Linked DNA regions of Homo sapiens: region 2 is linked to region 1. A link is a loop called in an ENCODE intact Hi-C map of the cell type or tissue named here. Cell type or tissue: PC-9. All regions are shown on one strand. Each heading gives the region's core, and the rest is flanking DNA. Links, peaks and the distances in the headings are about the cores only. Region 1 has its middle 63 kb from the start of CARTPT. Region 2 overlaps MAP1B (microtubule associated protein 1B).

What was found. Hi-C counts contacts between places; a loop is a spot of excess contacts. Peaks named below come from ENCODE experiments on the same cell type or tissue, not always from the same donor. Only the 100,000 strongest peaks of a DNase experiment are listed, where the experiment ranks them.
Region 2: a loop joins it to region 1, with 5 times the contacts of the local background. A loop is called at or near these places in 9 of 110 quality-filtered maps.

What each region holds. Positions count from the first base shown.
Region 1 is chr5:71,779,856-71,785,236 of GRCh38, reverse strand. No RefSeq gene overlaps it. Among named protein-coding and RNA genes, the nearest start is that of CARTPT, 63 kb to the right of the region's middle. In PC-9, for the core only: CTCF peaks have their summits at 1,917 and 2,120 (motif pointing left); no DNase peak of the experiment used is centred there.
Region 2 is chr5:72,123,516-72,128,896 of GRCh38, reverse strand. The region is part of intron 2 of MAP1B (microtubule associated protein 1B); the gene reads right to left. Among named protein-coding and RNA genes, the nearest start is that of MAP1B, 19 kb to the right of the region's middle. In PC-9, for the core only: no CTCF peak of the experiment used is centred there; a DNase peak (open chromatin) is centred at 2,816; H3K27ac peaks cover 1,292 bases.

The sequences.
Region 1 (5,381 bases), core at 164-5,163:
CAACCACCTCCAAGAAACAGGGCTTTCCCCAACACTGGCATTTTCATTTTTCTGAATTTCTAAAGCCATAGGTTTCTGCTTAATTATACCTTTATTTACTTAAAAAATATTTATAGAGCACTATGTGCCAGTCACCATTCCAAGCACTCATATATATCTCATTTAATCCTTAAACAATTCCATGAGTGGGTATTAATATTACTAATATTATTATCTTCAACTTACTGATGAGAAAATTGAGGCATGAAAGAGCTAAATAACTTGGCCAAGATCACACAGCCAGTGAGTACTGGAGTCAGGATTTATCTATTTTTATTTTATTTTATTTTAGAGACAAGATCTTACTCTGTTACCTAGGCTTGAGTACAGTGGTACAATCACAACTCACAGCAACCTCGACCTCCTGGGCTCAATCAATCCTCCCACCTCAGCCTCCCAGGTAGCTAGGACTACAGGGTCACACCACCATACCAGGATAATTTTTTTTATTTTTTTGTAGAGACAGGGTCTCACTTTGTTGCCCAGGTTGTTCTCAAACTCCTGGGCTTAAACCGTCTTTCTGCCTCAGCCTCCCAAGGTGGGTAAGCCCCAGAATCTGTTTTTGTGACCACTATTCTGGGCCACTACCACCCTTGCCATGATTGATCTTCAGTTGTTTCATGCCAACCTGGGCTCTCTCGTTGTCCTGTGAGCCTCCTGACAGGTGGGACCACAACTCCTGCTGCTTTTATCACATTCCCCCATCATATTTATTCAATAAATGTTTATTAAGCACCTCCTTTGTTTCTGGCATGTTCTAGGTTCCAGGAATACAGCAATGAACCAGACTGTCCAATCCCCTCCTCATGGAGTTTACATTCCAATGAGAGAAAAACAGACGATACCCAGGCAAACAAGATACTTAGAGATCATTACAAGTGCGATAAAGGAATAAAACAGAGTGAGGAGTCAGGAGGCCTTGAGGCAGAGGGAGCCTCCTTACATCATGGGGTGAGAAAGGGCTGTCTGCGCTGAGCCCTGAGGAAAAAGAGCCAGCCAGTGAGGAGTTAAGGGAAGAGAGCTCAGGTGCAAAGAGCCTGAGGCAGAAATGGGCTTGGCAAGTTCTGGAAGGAGAAAGATGCCTGGAGGGTGACCAAGCAGGATAGGAGAGGGGAACAGAGCTCAGAGCTTGCAGGCCTGGGGAAGTTTGGATTCTGCACACGGTGTTGAGAGAAGCCACAGGACATGACACAGCGCTCACATGACACAGTGAACACTAAACGACTACCACATCTCTATACCTGGGTGCCTCTCTGCACACCAAGCTACCTGGAACCACTGAGCACTGCCTCCGGGGTGCCCCGTTACCCCCAAAATTGCTGTTCTAGTAGGGTGCCGGGGACAACCTTGTGGGCCTGGAGTCAGATGGTCTGAGTTTCAATCTCTACTCTTCTGATCACACGTTGAATGACTTTAGGCAAATTATTGAACCTAAGCTTCAGTTTTCTAGCCTGAAAAAAGTACATCATAAAGGACATATCCCAGATTACTGTAAGGGTTAAATGAGCGGATAGGTACCACATGCTCAGTCGTTCTTATGTTGTGGTGGTGATGTTTATTAATCGTGCTAGGAGTTCAGCCCTGAAGTGTAAACACTTCCTAGCAGAACGTGCTGTAATTTCTGGCATCAGCTATACCGTTTTCTGGGCTAAGAGCAACAGATCAGTGAAAAGGGTCTGAAAAGAAGAAAAAAAAAAACGGTATGATACAACACGTCTACTATTTCCCAAATAACATGACCTCTACTTTCTATTTTTTATGCAACACGCTGGAAAGTTCTAATGCATTCAAAATCCCTCTCCAAGCTCTCTCTGGTTTCTTATTAGCATATGTCCAGAGACAACATCAGTCGTGCGACCCTCTGAGGAGAATCGATGACTGAAAATGTAGCGCGCCATGACCAGAAACTCAATTCCCGGCCAGATGAAAAAAGAAGCCCATTTAACCCAAGGAATGTCAAGGCCAGGGTTTCTGTTCAGATATCCTGAGAAACGAGTTACATGGAAACGCCGAGACGGAGGCCTCCATCCCCACGCCGAGCATGTCTTTTCTTTGGTGCGCCAAGGAACCCATTAAGAACCAAGCCCTGGCGCCATCTCCTGGCAGTCTCGAAAACTGAAAAGCAGACGTTTAACACAAGGGACCCCTCCCTCTCCTTGACAGAAATTAAGTTCGGGGGAAAAAAACTGGTAATTTCATGGGAACTTCTGTGTTTTCAACCTCCTGTTAAATATTTGAATCGAGAAGAGCAGATGGTAGCAGTCTCAGCCATTTACAGTCCCCACAAGGGACTGTCCCTGCTATACCGCCACTTCCTTTGTTTCTGTAAGAGCTTGTCACTCAACAGAGGTACCAGAGATCAGAGCCAGCACATTTATCTGCAGTAGCTGGTGCTTGGCCCCACTCCCACAAGTGCACCCAGCATTACCTGAGGATAGTCCTCTGCCCAAATTAACATCTTCAAATACATCTACTTTCTCAAAATACTTTACACAAAGAAAGCATGCATGAAATCTGCCTTCAAAGAGGTGGGCTCCAAACTCACTGCAAAGCTGCAAGCCCAAGTTCACCTCAGTACCCAGAATCTCATGATAAGGATCAGTTTGGGGTCTTGCTCTCCCTAGGGAAAGACCAGGTGGCACCTTTGCCTTCACAGCCACTTTCACTTTCCAAGGCTTTGCCTGGCCCGGGGAGTTTCCGCAGTTAGCGTTCAGCTTCATACTCACCATAAAGCCAGGTAACTTGGCATCATTAGACACAGAGCCTGAAATGACTAGAAAAAATAAATCTGCAGGGTTGCTGACCAAGGAGTGAACCAAAATCCCCAGGAATTTGGTCTTATTCCTCTGGAAGGACAAGCAGGGTGGTTTTGAAAACAGGGAAGCCATTGGCTGGGCTGGTTCCTCCCTGCTTTACTCAGGGATATATATTTACTTATTTAAAATGCATTGAGCCCTTTCTGCTTGGCAGATAATGTAAAAAGCACTTTACCAGCAGTTCTTTATTTAATCTCAACAACAACCCATACAACTGGTATCATTTTTATTTCCATTTAACAGATAGAAAACAGAGAGAACTTTACATAACTTGCCCAAGATCTTAGAGCAAATAAATGGTAGAGAAAGGATTCAAGTTTATGCATCCTGATTCTTCTTAACCACATAAGAAAGTATCTCTCAGAGACCCAGGACTTGGGATTTTCATTGGCACTTCTGAAAACACAGCCACTCCTCATGTTTGTAGGATGAATGAAATGGGATAATTTTCCCTAAAGAAAAAAGGTGCCCTCCATAGCCCTTCGAATGTGTGTGTGTGGTGGGGGAGGAGGAGATGCAGTAGCATCTGGCCCCGAATTTTAGTCCTTCTTGAACAGCATATACCCCATGTAAATTCTTTCCCCTGAGTCTTCACACGCTTGATCCAGTTACTGAACCGTAGTCCTCATCCCCAGCCCATTTTTTAGGACCTTGTCCTTAATTTTCTCATATCATTCATGCCTGATGACTGATTTCTCATGGTTATTTGCAAAAGCACAAATACAAATGCTATTAACTGGTAATAAAACAAGCCAGCCATTTCTAAAACTCAGTGCTGGTGACTGCTTAGTGGTCTTTGGGGACCCTGGGTTTGCCAGATCCCACTAAAGCAAACATTGCTTTCGATACAAACTTGCCAAGCGTGATTTGTAGTGATTCGAGACCAGGACAAGGCAGTACACAGTCAGGTATGGGGCGGCCGGGTATGGGTAGTGAGTTCTACTCATGCTCAGAAATAGAAATGGTTGGCATGGTGGGAGCAGTCAGAGGGGAAGCCACTGCTCCTGCCCCTGCTCTCTTTATACCTTGCCTGACCTCAGTATCTGATGTGTAAAATGACAGAGCGCAGTTGATAACAAATCCCTTTTGAGCACTGACCATAATTCAGGCACTCTGTGGTCCTGGTGATACAGTGTTGAACAAGACAATGATTTTGTCCTAATGGATTTTATAGTGTGGTGGGGAAGAAGGGGAAGGCAGATGATAAACAGATAAATAGATAAGTTACATGGTAGGTAGTGATACAGGCTACAAATAAAAGTAAGTCAGGGTAAAAGGATAGTGAGTTGCAGTGGGGTGCCAGAAAGGGAGGCTAGGGAGATCTCTTTGATGAAATAACATTAGAGTAGGGGTGTGGATGAAGTGAGGGAGCAACCCAAACTCAAAGCTGTGGGAAGAGCATTCCTGGAAGAAGCAGCAGGGAGGAAAAGGCCCTGAGATAGGAACGACGCAATGTGTCCGATGAGCAGCAAGGAGACCAGTGTGGCTGGGTCACCAGGAGTGTTGGGGAGTGGCAGGAAATGAGGAGCACCCAGGAGCCAGAGCATGGAGGGCCTGGCAGGCCATGGGAAGGAGCTCAGTTAGGAAGCCCCTGAAGGCTTTAGAGTGTGTGCCAGGCAGGGCGTGGTGGCTCATGCCTGTAATCTCAGCACATTGGGAGGCCGAGGCTGGTGGATCACTTGAGCTCAGTTTGAGACCAGCCCGGGCAACATGGCAAAACCTCATCTCTACAAAAAATACAAAAAAAAAAAAAAAATAGCTGGGCATAGTGGTAAGTGCCTGTAGTCCCAGCTACTTGGGGGGCTGAGGTGGGAGAATCACTTTAGCCCAGGAGGTTGAGGCTGCAGTGAAATGAGATTGCACAACTGCACTCCAGCCTGGGTGACAAAGTGAGAATGTGTCTTAAAAAAAAAAAAAAAAAAAGTGCGTGTGCCAGAGTATCTCTAACTCTCTCCGAATCTAGGCCTTGAGACTTGAGCAGGACCATCCTAAATAAGTAGGACCTAGACTGGAGGAATACAAATGCTAAGTATTCACATTTAACATGGTATGGGCTCCTTTGCAGTTAGAGAGTCACTTAATTAGGGAGGTAACCAAAGCAAGCAGAAAAATACCAGAGTTAGAGGTTCAGAGACCAAAGAGAGTCCCAAGCATTTCATGAGCAAATTGGGAAATACGTGGTGCAACTGACCTCTTTAGGCAGCCAGTCCCTTATGCTGTCTCTCTTCTGGCCCAAGACTCTCAATATGGTGCCCTGTTAGGGCCATGCAAGGCCCTGTCCTCCTAAATACCAACCTGCCATTTGAAACTTATTCCTCCTTGTTTCATTGCCACTGTTATCTGTACTGTAGATTACAGGTAGTTGCTAATGTAAAATAAATCCAAGCTAACTTGGCACTTCCCAAATTTCCTAGAAGTCTACTAAGGTAGAAGAGAGAAAATTGTGGCCCCAGAGCATCTGGAAGTTGTAAGGTAAGAAGCAGTCTGTTGCAAGCAGGAAACTTAATTGAAGATTCACATTTTGTC
Region 2 (5,381 bases), core at 233-5,232, 340 kb before region 1:
AGGACTGCTTGAGGCCAGGAGATTGAGACCAGCCTGGGCAACTTAGCAAGGCCCTGTCTCTACAAAAATTTAAAAATGAAAATATAAAATTAGTTGTTTGCCTTGGCATGTGCCTACAGCCCTAGCTACTTAGGAAGCTGAGGTGGGAAGATTACTGGAGCCCAGAAATTCAAGGCTGCAGTGAACCATGACGGTGCCACTGCACTCCAGCCTGGGCGCAGAGTGAGACCCTTTCTCAAAAAATAAAATAAAATAAAAATTATGTTTTCATAGGCAAGGGGATACAGGAAGTAGAAAGAAAAAAATGGTTGGGACTTAGAGGCGGGTGCACCCCACTGTATGCACATCAGGACAGTGCAAATGCAGTGAGCTAGTGCATACTTGCAAACTCAGGTATTTTCTTCGAATAACCTAGAAGATAGCCATGGTCTCTTTTTTCACACTTTCTTTTTTCTCTGTAGCAGTTTTGAGTGTTTTTTTTTTTTTTTAAAACAATATCTGCAATCAATGACTCTTTTTCAGAAGGACTATAACATCCAGGGATATTCCTTGTTCTATATTGAAGCACAATCATATTAGTATTGAGGACACCACCTCAAAATAAATAGTTTGCTCACTAATGATTCAGTGATAAGAAATCGCTACTAATCCGCACACCCTCATGTTTACAGTATAATTACCAATAGGTTCATCATGAGGACCCTGAGGCACAGAGAGATGATCTTCCTCCTGAGTCTTCCAAGGAAGATTCAATTCTACTGTTCTGAGTTTGGGTTCCAAGTAGGTAGCACGGTGTGCACTCATCTTGCCTGAATGCATGTCTCTTGAACTATATTTCAATAAAATGCCAGTATCTACCTAAGGGGAACAATATGTCCTTTTTTAAAAAAAGACTGTCTTTGAAGATATTATTCTATTTGGGTGGGAGAAGAAACAACAGATTTGTAAGTTCATGTCTTCTATAAATAATTTAAGTATATCTTGGGCTAATGTATAAATTTGGTTTAGGAAATTCTAAGTTAATTCTAGATAAATTTTAGGTGTTTGTGTAAAAGAAATGACTGTATTATTGGATTCTACAACTTTGAAAAATAATAATCCCACGAGGGATTATTGGCAACTCTCAATTAGCTAGAATATTTGATTAACCAAAACGTATTATCCATGGATATATTATCATTAATGTTGTTATTGTACATAAATTATTTCTTTCTGTTATTTTAGAATACTTGGTAAGCTTTGTTGTAAACACATAATATCACACCTAGGTTTTTTTTTAACTTTTTTAAAATTATACTTTAAGTTCTGGGATACATGTGCAAAATGTGGAGGTTTGTTACATAGGTATACACGTGCCATGGTGGTTTGCTGTACCCATCAGACGCCTAGGTTTTAATGAGTGAATTAACACTTTTTTGCAAATATGATCAAATTAGGGATGGAACAAATTGAAGTTTTTACCTTAAAGGTATTAAAAATCAACAGCCATTCAAAGATATATTACCACAAAAATCACTTTTCCTTCTGGATAATCATGACTTTCTGATAATGATTACCTGCATGTAAATTGTACACTGTCAGTAATAATCTGATTCGAAAATTGCTTCCTTCCCAAGGGTGTTCATATCTGCATGTACTAACTTGCTAAATTATGGTGTGCTAATTGGTAGTTCACATGACAAGATATGCACAGTTGACCATGCTTATTAAAATTCAGGCCATCCGCAGTTAGCGATAACAAACAATGTGCCTGGGACTTTTAACACCTTCAACCTGCAGATAATCCCTAGAACTCTTGAGGTTCAATCTTCAGCCTCCTTCCAAAGATCAGTGAATAAGCAGCTAACCTGAAGCTCAATGCAACACCAGATACCAACATGGAAATTCTCATTTTAATGGGAAACATATGTAGCTATTTCCTATTTGGCACTGTGAAGATAAAACACCCATGAGCTGACTTTGGGGATAGTCTCTATGCAAGTGTTTGACATTGTGCAAACATGATTAAATTTTGTCTTGTTTGGTTTGTCTGCAAGGTAAAGACAGGTGGGAAAAGCCAGGGCCAAGAATTCCCAAACTGGGAAATCAGCCTGAGTGTCATAAAGCTGTGCATCTTTCCTAAAATTAAGAATACTCATGGATGGGACAGGCAGTTTTTTCTAAATGAAATTCTTTCATTGATATTTTAAAGCCTGGATTAAAAGCCATTGTAAGCTGAATGAAGTAAGACAAGCTCCCATCTACATACGAGTGATGAGACAATTTAGTAAAAATTCATAGAATAATGGAATAAAAAAACTGGAAGGGACTCAGCAATCATTTAATCCATCCTTTCCCAGATTGTGTTTTACAGGAATCTAGATCCATGGGAGAGAGTGGTGATAGAAGTGACTAGTCAAATAGGCTAAGGAAATGTATGGTTAGACAAAATTGAACAAGTTTATACACATACAATTTATGCCTCCTCAAAAAATTAGATGGAGTATGTCACAGTTTTCAAACTTAAGTCACCATGAAATTCTTTTCCACTGACTATTAATGTTTTGCAGAACTAATGGCTGGCAGAACAAAGTTAAGATGACCTGATCTAGCCTAATCCCTTTATTTTACAGAAAAGGAAAGGACTGACAGCAGCTCTTCAGGGAGCACCATGGGCAACAATGCTCTCAGGTGTGGCCCAGAGCTGCTGCACTAGGTCAGGCTTCCTGGTCTCTCCGGAGGGGGAAGGGTCCTGGAAAGCAGCTTGCAATTGGTGTCCCCTCCCTGCTTCCCTCAACACAGGGACAGCTGAATCAGACACTCTCCAAAGTACCCATTCTAGCCTCAGGGCAGTGAAACAATTACTTCACATTTATTTCCTTAAAACATTTCACTTTCACAATCTCTTCCCTAGTGTCTTCAGAGTCTGCCAATGGACAATTTTCCAGCACTCAAAGATAAAGACAATCTTGAAATTAAGCTTATACATCCAGGTCAGGAGTTTTGTTCTCACATGATTTCAGAAGGGTGAATTCTTAAATTATCGATTCTAACTCTTCATCATTGAATTAATGGGCTTAATCTAAAATGTAGCTCCAAACTAGGAAATATTTTAATTCAGGCTGGATTCAAAATTCCCTGGTCACAAAGATGATTCAGTGCATTAGGATCTGTTGCATTTATGCCCCAATTTGCATGGATAATATTATTTTAATGCTTTTTTTATGCACACAGATTTTTTTAAAATAGCCTGAACAAATAGAATTTACAGAAGGACCTCCTTGCAAAATTCTCATTTGGCACTTATTATAGACTGGCTTGTTTCATTAGTTATCTTATTTCCATACTCAATTGTAAACAACTGAAGACAGGATTTACTTACAAGTCTTCTTATGGCCTGCAGAGCTAGGAACTGAACTGTGCCTTGCTGCAGGAACATAAATATTTAATGACAGATTGGCTGATAATAGGACACTAACAGGACACCTTCAAAAGGAGATACCATATAAAATGAAAGGATTGTCTCCTTTATAATAGATGAGAACAGATAAGGTTTTCTCTCTCTCTCTTTCTCTCATGTATGCAAACACACACACACAAACACATATGCACATTATACTAAACTAACTACAAGGCACTTGAGCATCTTGTGGGGCTGCTGGAACTTCACACCAAATACCACTTTCAATTGAATTGCACCACCAAAAACTCCTAGTATTTGAGCTGGGAAACTATCTGGAATTCTAGATAAAAAAGCGGTTGCTACATCATCCCTAAACAGGCATCGAGCTCCATTAAAAAGAGGAAGAATTCTCTTAGGCAGTTTTCACATCTTTCACACATCAAAACTTCCAAGTGAGAGGTTTTTAAAAGGCACAAGAGACAACTGCTCAAAATGGCTCTGCACTAAGGAAGCATTGTTCGCCTGGGTTCCAGAACTTATTTGATCTTTAATTTTATTGCAATAAGGATAACTTCTCCAAATGTGACATTCCCATTGATGGATACACTTCAGGATCCAAAAAGCCACATCTATGTAGAGCAGTGTTCCTGGGGCCAGGTGCACTAAAAACGTGTTGCTCCCTCAGGGGAATAGCTGTTCCTTCCTCGCACTATCCACGTGAGAAGCCAACAAGAAATCTGAATTTGAGCCACAATGCTCAACAGTGGCGTGTTTACTCACAGCTCCCATTGAAAACCTGTTTTATTGAGAAAGAAATGGCCAGATTAATGGCAAAGTGCGTGTTTAGAGGACTTCCCTCTATGACAACAAAGACAGTCCTCAGGATGTTCATATTTCGTCTTAACCCCTCAGGAATGCAAGGCAGCAATTTTGAGAGGCAACCTCAGCTTGAGTGTTTCAAATGAGGTGCGGTACAACTGCAGAGAGGAGCCACATTCAATAAAACACTACCCTAGCTTTTCAATTTTCATTCCTAATTACTTACTTTTATTTTTAAATCACATGTAGACGCTCTTGTTGCATTTTCTATAAGCATCAATTTCACCAGTCCTGACTATAGGCAATCCTTTAACCTAGAAGAGTTTATTAAAATAACATTATTATTGTCTTGTATTTATGTTAATTTCTCCAGTCCCTGTGGTGCACTAAGTGCGCTTCCCCAGAGTACCTCTTACTTTCTCACGTTTCTCTCAGACCAAGGAAATCTGACTTCACATGCAATAGAAATTACCCTTAGATCACAGCCGAGAAAACAAAAGGGGTAAGCCCTGGAGTATGATGTCTGGGGATACTTGATCGTTGCCTAGGTAGCATTTAATTAGTCCTGGGTTGCAGCTGGGAGTGGGGTGCTGGTACCTGGGTAACCTTTGTCATTGTGACTAAACCCATGGTTGAACAATCAAAATGCAATGCTTATTATACTCTCCATTTTCACCCCTTTCTTCTTTAGGAATTAGACACACACACTCTCTCTTTCTCTCTCTCTGACACATATACACAGTTCGCAAATTAAGAGAACTCTCACGCTGGGCAGGGTGACTCACACCTGTAATCTCAACACTTTGGGAAGTGGGGGCAGGAGGATCGCTTGAGGCCAGGAGTTCAAGACCAGACTGGGCAACAGAGTGAGACTCCTTCTCTACAAAATAATTTAAAAACTAGCTGGGCATAGGCCGGGTGCGGTGGCTCACGCCTGTAATCCCAGCACTTTGGGAGGCCGAGGCGGGCAGATCACGAGGTCAGGAGATCGAGACCATCCTGGCTAACACAGTGAAACCCTGTCTCTACTAAAAATACAAAAAATTAGCCGGGCGTCGTGGCGGGCGCCTGTAGTCCCAGCTACTCGGGAGCCTGAGGCAGGAGAATGGCGTGAACCTGGGAGGCATAGCTTGCAGTGAGCCGAGATCGCACCACTGCACTCCAGCCTGGGCGACAGAGT